Regions from separate parts of the Homo sapiens genome. Here regions 2 and 3 are each linked to region 1. Evidence: chromatin loops called from intact Hi-C (ENCODE). Cell type or tissue: CD4-positive, alpha-beta T cell. All regions are shown on one strand. Region 1 holds the start of LOC124901361 (a long non-coding RNA gene). Region 2 overlaps BACH2 (BACH transcriptional regulator 2). Region 3 has its middle 81 kb from the start of MIR4464.

Evidence for each region. A loop is a pair of places that touch in the nucleus more often than their neighbours do. Peaks named below come from ENCODE experiments on the same cell type or tissue, not always from the same donor. Only the 100,000 strongest peaks of a DNase experiment are listed, where the experiment ranks them.
Region 2: it touches region 1 in a loop (4-fold over the local background); 62 of 110 quality-filtered maps call a loop at or near these places.
Region 3: a loop joins it to region 1, with 6 times the contacts of the local background. A loop is called at or near these places in 64 of 110 quality-filtered maps.

Annotation. Positions count from the first base shown.
Region 1 is chr6:90,293,896-90,296,395 of GRCh38, forward strand. All of the region lies in intron 1 of BACH2 (BACH transcriptional regulator 2), which reads right to left. LOC124901361 (a long non-coding RNA gene) reads right to left here and starts at 1,311. Exons shown (of 2, transcript XR_007059676.1): 1 at 1-1,311. RefSeq lists an enhancer at 1,254-1,343 and a silencer at 2,127-2,186. In CD4-positive, alpha-beta T cell, CTCF peaks have their summits at 1,510 and 1,709; DNase peaks (open chromatin) are centred at 886, 1,396 and 2,266; H3K4me3 peaks cover 2,500 bases; H3K27ac peaks cover 1,217 bases.
Region 2 is chr6:90,217,423-90,219,922 of GRCh38, forward strand. The region is part of intron 3 of BACH2 (BACH transcriptional regulator 2); the gene reads right to left. Among named protein-coding and RNA genes, the nearest start is that of BACH2, 78 kb to the right of the region's middle. RefSeq lists an enhancer at 287-945. In CD4-positive, alpha-beta T cell, no CTCF peak of the experiment used is centred here; DNase peaks (open chromatin) are centred at 869, 1,459 and 2,409; H3K4me3 peaks cover 1,209 bases; H3K27ac peaks cover 1,855 bases.
Region 3 is chr6:90,392,499-90,394,998 of GRCh38, forward strand. No RefSeq gene overlaps it. Among named protein-coding and RNA genes, the nearest start is that of MIR4464, 81 kb to the left of the region's middle. In CD4-positive, alpha-beta T cell, CTCF peaks have their summits at 984 (motif pointing left) and 1,189; a DNase peak (open chromatin) is centred at 983.

The DNA of each region.
Region 1 (2,500 bases):
AGAGGTGAGCTACTGGAAAAGAATTGCCTGAAGATACTAAGTCAAAGGGCATAATTCAATAGGAAAATAATAAATGGCTTTCTCCCAGGCACTGGTAATACAGAAAGTGAATCCTGATCCCCTCCCTCTCTTTCACCTCACCCCTTCTTCTTCATAGCAGATCCTGACATGCAACATACAAAGAACCAAAAAAGTAACTAACAGGAGTGTTCACAATTTAGCTATGAGTTCAGACACACACTTAACTGAGAAGTGTGTGTCTCCATGTAATCCTGGCAAACACACTACCAACTGACATTTCAGTCCACCTGCAGAATAGACAGACAGCAGAAGAATTTACTCAACACATTCATGATTACCAAATGGCAAACCTGAAGCCTCCTGCAATGCAAAACGAAAATACGGCTCTGCACCAATAAAGTTATGTTCTAACAAAAATACTTTATTCCATGGTTGTGTGTTCCATTTCTGGGACTTCGCTCTATTTCAATGATATTCAGGTTTCGAGAGTAAAAAAAACGTTGGAAATGGGCAATCAATAAATTTCTTTCAAAAACCAGAATACTAGAAGGGAAAACATTTCAGCCACTCAAAGTTTTGTGGTGAAATTATAAACTCCAGAAAAACTGAATTTATAATGGAAATGCTGACAGACCTTTCAGTGGAGCAGTTTGAACGCAACACTGTAATTTGGCAATCTCTCTTACAGACTAAAGACTAATTCTAACAAGATGTCATTTTGACTCACGTTTATTATTACCTGCAAGAATGAAAAACGCCGTTTACTCGGGAGGTGCCCGAGAACCAGGGTGGGGCGATCTCACATTTTAAGCAAGACGCCCGCTGCCTTACCAAAATAGCCCTCTCCGCCAAAGGAGGGGCAGCCTTTCACGCTCAGCTTCTTTCATGTCAGCCCGAGCCTTTGCAGCAAGACGTGCCTTTCCTACATGTTACATTTTAATGATCTGAGAAAACCGTTATCAGCGTTAACATCTCTAATTTTACTCTAAACAGACAAAAGCAAAATATCTCATTAGGCATCATCTCCGCCAAGGTTCCCACTAGGCAGGAAAGGATTTTTATCTAAAGTAATTACCCTTTTTAGTTAAATACACTCAACAGATGAAATTTACAGAGAGTGAGAGACTGCAGCACTAGACAGCGAAGGTGAAAACCAGGAACGCCGCGTCTCGCCGCCCGCGGGCCCGCCGGGAGACTGCGGGTCCGTCTCGCGGGTGGGGCGCCCCGGTCCCTCTCGTTTCCTGGAGGCCACAGGTCACGGCGACGGCGGTGACCGGGAGAGCAGGCTGCGAGGCGCGCCTCATCGGGCCACAGACAAACCACCCCGGCAGCGGCCGCGCCGGAACTTCCCTCAAGTTACCAAACTCGCCTACGCGCGGGAGAGTGCTGGGGATGCCCCATGCGCCCGCGACCCCAGAAGCCAGGAGTGTGCCACCCCTTCACACACTCACTCCCGGCCCTGCACGCTTCCCCTCACGGTCCGAGTTCCTGCAAATGCTTGGCCAGACCGAGGTCGCCGAGATGCTCGCTCCAGTCTCTCCCCTCGTGGGCACCTAGGGTAGCCCGTGAGCGCCGCCCGCCGCCGTCTCCAGCGGCGCCGGGCTCCCGAACACCCGCCGGGTGAGCGAAGCACAGCGGGGCCACGGAGCGCCTCGACGCGGGGACGGGGAGGGCAGTGTCCCCTTCATAAACCAGTCTCCTGGGTGAAGCTTCTGGGGCTTGGAGACTGGAGTGTAGGGTGTGTGTGTGTGTGTGTGTGTGTGTGTGTTGCACCTTGACTTCATGGAGGATCTGTGGGAGAGGAGGTGCAAGGTTTCCCTCTCAGAAGCCTGGCGCCCTTAGGTCTTAGCTACGCGGGACGCTTTCCGACAACCCGATCTTTCGCTAGGAGAGATTCGATCCAGGTCTGCGCCGCGAGGCCCCCAGCTCGCCTCTTCCTGCGACCCTAAACTTGGGCTTTGATTCCCCGCCGGTCGCGGTGGTCCGGGCCACCCGGCGGCGGCTGACAGCTGAGCGCAAAGGCGCCGCGGCCAAGGTCCTCGCGGAGCAGCCCGGGATGCGCACGCCGAGGGTTAAGGAGGAGGCCGCCCGGCCTGGAGCTGGGATCGCAGGCTGGGGGCCGGGACACCCGGGCCTCGCCGGGCCGGGGGCAGGGCCGCGGGTCTGACAGCTGCTGCGGCTCGCGCGGACGCGCGCCTCCTGCAGCCCGCCCTCCCCATGCCTGACTTATTACTCTCTGCTCCTCCTCCCTCTGCTGTTCCAAAACACCCTTCGACGCCAGCAAAATACAATGCGCCTCGGCCGCCGTAAACAGCCGGGAGGGAGAGCACACATTCGGCGCGGCGCGGCCGCCGGCTCGGCTCCCACCCCCTTCCCGTTCCTAGAAAATGCCATAAAAGCGGGCAGGGCGCGGGGAGGGCGGCTGCGCGCCCGGCGGCCGGGGCTCCCTTCCCGCGCCGTTTCCCCACGCCTCCCCGCC
Region 2 (2,500 bases), 76 kb before region 1:
TGGCTAAAAGAAATAGCTGCACAATAGGGTTCTAAATAAATGCAGAATTGAAGAAATGCATCATAACAAAGATAATCAGGGTGACTATTTTGAAATGCTCCCCATTTCTGTTTTTCTTTCTGTTTTCAAATATTCCCTCTCATCCACGCGGCATATTTTCATTACATTTGTTGTAAGAATGTACATTTAGATAATCTACTCACTATTCTTTTATGCATTCTTTTACTCCAGCCAAAAAGGGAAAAAGTCCCTATCCAAACAAAGCTAATGCATGTAAGCAAATTTGAAGGAAAAAAAGAATTTCATGAATGAGCGGGAGACAATTTTTTAATGGAATGTTTTAAAGGCTTGTGGTATAAACAGTAAACAAAATTGATTCACTAACATTAATACTGTTTGCCATGATGTGAGAGTTGGTCTTTTTTTTTAATGCCCCAGAAGCTAAAGGAAAATAAATACTGTGGTAGGGAAAAATAATACCTTACTTGGCATTTTGAAGTCATTGCTCAATCCTTCTTGAGCAAGAAAACCATAGTAATGACTTTGTTTTACCTACCGCAATTATGGTACACCTCGCAGCAATCCTTCACAATATTTTCCTCCCTCTGTTCAAGTCCTGCTAAATAATCTCTGGAAACCATTAACTAAGAGTACGGTTCCAATTTTCCTGTTCTCCCTCCTCTGCTGCCTCAGTGTCATGTTGGCGTCAGGACAAAGCAAACTTGTATGACATCACAGAGCAAACTCATTTTCTGTAAACCAGCCCCTTGGTAGTTTACCGCTACTGGAACCCAACGCTGTCAACAGTGTGGTCTTTGTTTGGTGGGTGTTGCTCTAAAAATTTTTTTAAAGTTTCCCAACACCTTCTTCTTTTAAACAGAGGCAAGCTGCTGGAGGCGCCGTCCTCGCCTGGCCCGCCCCACTCTGTAAACTAGACATTACCTTATACACAAATGACTCTAGGCATTCCTCAGTCTAGCTGCCTCACTGCAAAATTCCTATGCTCCTCAGCAGCAGGGCAGCGCACATTCCCCTGGCTTCCCCTCTTTCCTCTTCCCCCACCCTCCTCTTTTTCTTTTCTTTCTTTTTTTTTTTTTTAATTTCCACTGCCTCACTGTGTTTTTGTGTAAATGATCTCACATGACTCAACAAATCCATCTGCCTGAAGCAGGCCAAGTCTGGAGCCCTCCCAGGAGGGAGGAGAAGAATTGCTTTGTGGAAAGGACCTGGAGCTCTGCCCTTTCTCTGGCTCGAATTACCCGCCTGTCAGGCCTGACGGATTTGGCTAAAAATAAAAGGAAACGGGCCGTGAAAAGCAGATGAATGGGCTCAGCAGTTCCTTAGATAACACAGGCCTGCTGTTGCCCAAAGCTCCCCAAACAGAAACTTCAAATGCAGGGCCTCTGAGTCAGTGATGTGGCTTCCAGGTGAACGAGGCCTGTCAAATCCACTGGAGTTGGGGGACATGGCCTGGGCTGTGAATTTCGGTTTCCTTTCCGTGTGTGTGTGTGTGTGTGTGTGTGTGTGTGTGTGTGACACAGAGAGTGAGAGTGCACGCAAGAGAGATTGAGAGAGTGAGAGAACCAGTCTAGTATTAAAAGGTTCTCAGAAAACAGTAGACTTCAGTGGAGTGAAGGCTTGTAAAAAAAAGAAAAAAAATTGTTGTTTCCACTACAAAATTATCCTTCTCCCCACCTCCAACACCAGACATTTTCAGCCTCCCTATGATGTCACTTCTCTGTTTAGAGCCAGCAAAGAGCTAAAAGTCTTTCTTGTAAGTGTATGCCCAGCGCCTGCAGTGGGTATTAAGCACTTAGGTTGGCAATGTAATGACACACTGTAACAATCTGTAATATGAGGCAGTCAGCAAAGCCCTGGCTCTGAAAGCTATTTCTCCCGACCATTAACCATATGTTTGGCTCCTCAGATAGCCAAGCGGGTGTTCCAGCTTACCATCTGGTTTCTATCCACACAAGCAACTGCAAAGCACAGGCTATGTCCCTCTGGAGCTGTGTGTTTCTTTTTCTCTCTCTTTTCCGCTCTTCTCTTCCCCTTTCCTCCTCCCAGCTCCTTTGGTTCCTTCTGCTAAAGAATTCTCTGCCATTCATCACGTACAAAGAAAACTTTACCTGACATGGCAGCGGCAGAGCCATTAAGAATGCACAGCTGTATTGTAAACACGCCAGAGGGCCATTTACCATCCGCGGAATCTGTACAAGTCGGGCTCTACCCCTTCCTCATCTACTGAGTGCTGACACTTGATCCAGCATGTTAAAAACAGGTACATTCTTGAGAGATCCAGGGGTTGCTGTGGTGCCCTTCATACTCACTTCATATTCTGGGAGTGGGGCTTTAAAACACATACACACACACACACACACACACACACACACGCTCCCGAAGTTTGCCTCTGCATTCAATCTGCCTGACGTCAGTCTCACACAGGATGACATACCACCACTGCAAATAACCAACTTAACTACAGGTTTTGATTCTTTTT
Region 3 (2,500 bases), 99 kb after region 1:
GGGAGCACGTAGAGTTTACTCTATACATCACAGTACAGTAAAAGACATCTAAAGGGCTTTTGAATGATGAATTATTCAAATTTATTTACTTATTGTGCACTTATATAAAATTCTTTTTTTTTCTTTGAGACGGAGTCTCGCTCTGTCACCCAGGCTGGAGCGCAGCGGTGCAATCTCGGCTCACTGTAACCTCCACCTCCCGGGTTCAAGCAATTCTCTTGCCTCAGCCTCCTGAGTAGCTGGGATTACAGGCTCGTCTCACCATGCCCAACTAATTTTTGTGTTTTTAGTAGAGACAGGGTTTCACCAGGCTGGTCTCGAACTCCTAAGCTCAGGTGATCCACCCGCCTCAGCCCCCCAGAGTGCTGGGATTACAGGCATGAGCCACTGCATCCAGCCAAATATATAAAATTATTTGTGAGCTATGAATGGGTGGAAGTATGAGTAACCTAGGGTCTGACTGTTTGGAAATTTCACACAGTAAGATAATGAAGGGTACACATGAATGGAACAGATAGTAAGGCCTGCCACTGAATAGTAGCAGTAGTAGCAGTAGTAGCAGTACTAGTAGTAGTAGTAGTAGTAGCAGCAGCAGTAGCTAGGCTCTTGGGTTGTGGGGTAGAGCCAATTCCAATCTCAGCTCTATGAACCACTGTTTGGGTGTTCTTGGGCAAGATAACCTCTTCTTATCTATAAATGGGGATGATGATGTTGATAGTAATACCTGTATCATAAGGTTGTTATGAAGACTAAATGAGACGATACATGTACCATGTTTAGCATGTCTGCTGTGTAGAATCTAGCTCATCAAATGTGAACCTGCAGCTGCTGAGGCTCTGCTAACAATAACCGTGTCTGAACAAGGGTGCGCTTTCCAATTCGATTGTGCCAGACTCACTACAGGATGTAGAAGGTGAGGAGAGAAACCCCGCAAGAGACAACATTAATTTGGTAGTGCCTGGGGTCAGCGTGTGTGTGCACCACTGCCCTCTACTGGAAGCAGTTCCCACAGATTTCTAAGAAATAACCAAGTGATTTCAGCACTCCCTTGTTTCAACATCCTGTAGTCTCCTTTGCAGAGAGCTTCACAGCCCATCTGAGATAATCTCCCCCCCTTTTCTGATACTTAGAGGCAGAAAAAATCCTATTGTCTGCTAGCCTCAGCTTCTCACCTGCTTTTAACTAATATGCAGTCTGGACAGGTATTGATTTTTCTGCTTTTCTCTGATTGCACTCATCAGTCATTTTATATTACTGGAGAGTCCATTAGCAATAAAAATAAAGGATGGATGTTACAAAGCCCATTAGAGAAACTTGCTCTCTGGATCTTTGGGACCAGGAAAACAATTAAAAGCACGTCATCTTATAAACATTCTAATAGAATTATTAGAAGGGTGAATAAACCCAGGATGTGATTACCAAGGGATGAAATGAAATCCTCCTTACTAGTCAATTAGAAGGGATTGCCCCGATGTTCCATAACACTGTGGTATGTAGGTGAGATGAAAAGATTAAATACTAGAATAAAGGACCATTACACAACAGAGATTCAGCTGTAGGCTCCCGCATAAGTGAATTTCAGGGCTATGATGAAGAATCTGAGATGAGAGAAAGGAAGTGTTTAAATATAAAAGAAAGAAGTGACTATCCAATTCTGACTTGGAAATGTAGGTAAGTTGATGAAACAAAGCCATCACTTCACTAGGTTGGGTCTAACTTGCTTCCCTTGTGCAGACGGTCACTGAAATTCTTCATGAGAAACGGAGAATAAAGCAGGACCAGACTCCAAGACTCTGATGCTTGTTGCCTGGAGAATGTTACTGATGCTGCTGCAGGTCCTCATGCTTCCTGGGTTGGCATGAGCTATGGATGTGAGTGACTAGCATCATTCTTAGCACAGGTTGGTACTCAAATATGTTAGTTCTCTTTCTCCTTTCCCCACTGGTGGGAGGGTGCATAGAATCAATGATTTTGAGAAGCCCATATTTCCAGTGACTATTATGCTGCATTTAACTTAATTTCCTTTTATTTTCATTAGCTTCTAAGTGTAAACAGTTTTCACATTAAGGGCTATTTGGACGTTTATTCTCTTTAGATGATCACTGAGTATATGTTAAGTTGGTTGAGGCTCTTTGGTCCAGAAAGCAGTAGATACTTGCAAAAAAATCATGTTATAGGTGGCAAATTTTTTTTCAACTTTTATTTTGGGTTCAGGGGGTATACGTGCAGGTTTTTTACTGGGTAAATTGTGTGTTTCTGAGGTTTGATGTACGAATGATCCCATCACCCATGTAGTGAGTATAGTACCTGATATGTTGTTTTTCAACCGGGGTCTCCCTCCCTACCTCCCACCTCTGGTAGTCCTGAGTGTCCAGTGTTCCCATTTTTATGTATAGGAGGCAAATTTTATGGTTTTTTTTCTCTCATCATAACAAGACATCAAGTTGTTTGGCATTGTACTAGGTTTTTCTACTGATTATAAAGTTGCTACACTGTGTTC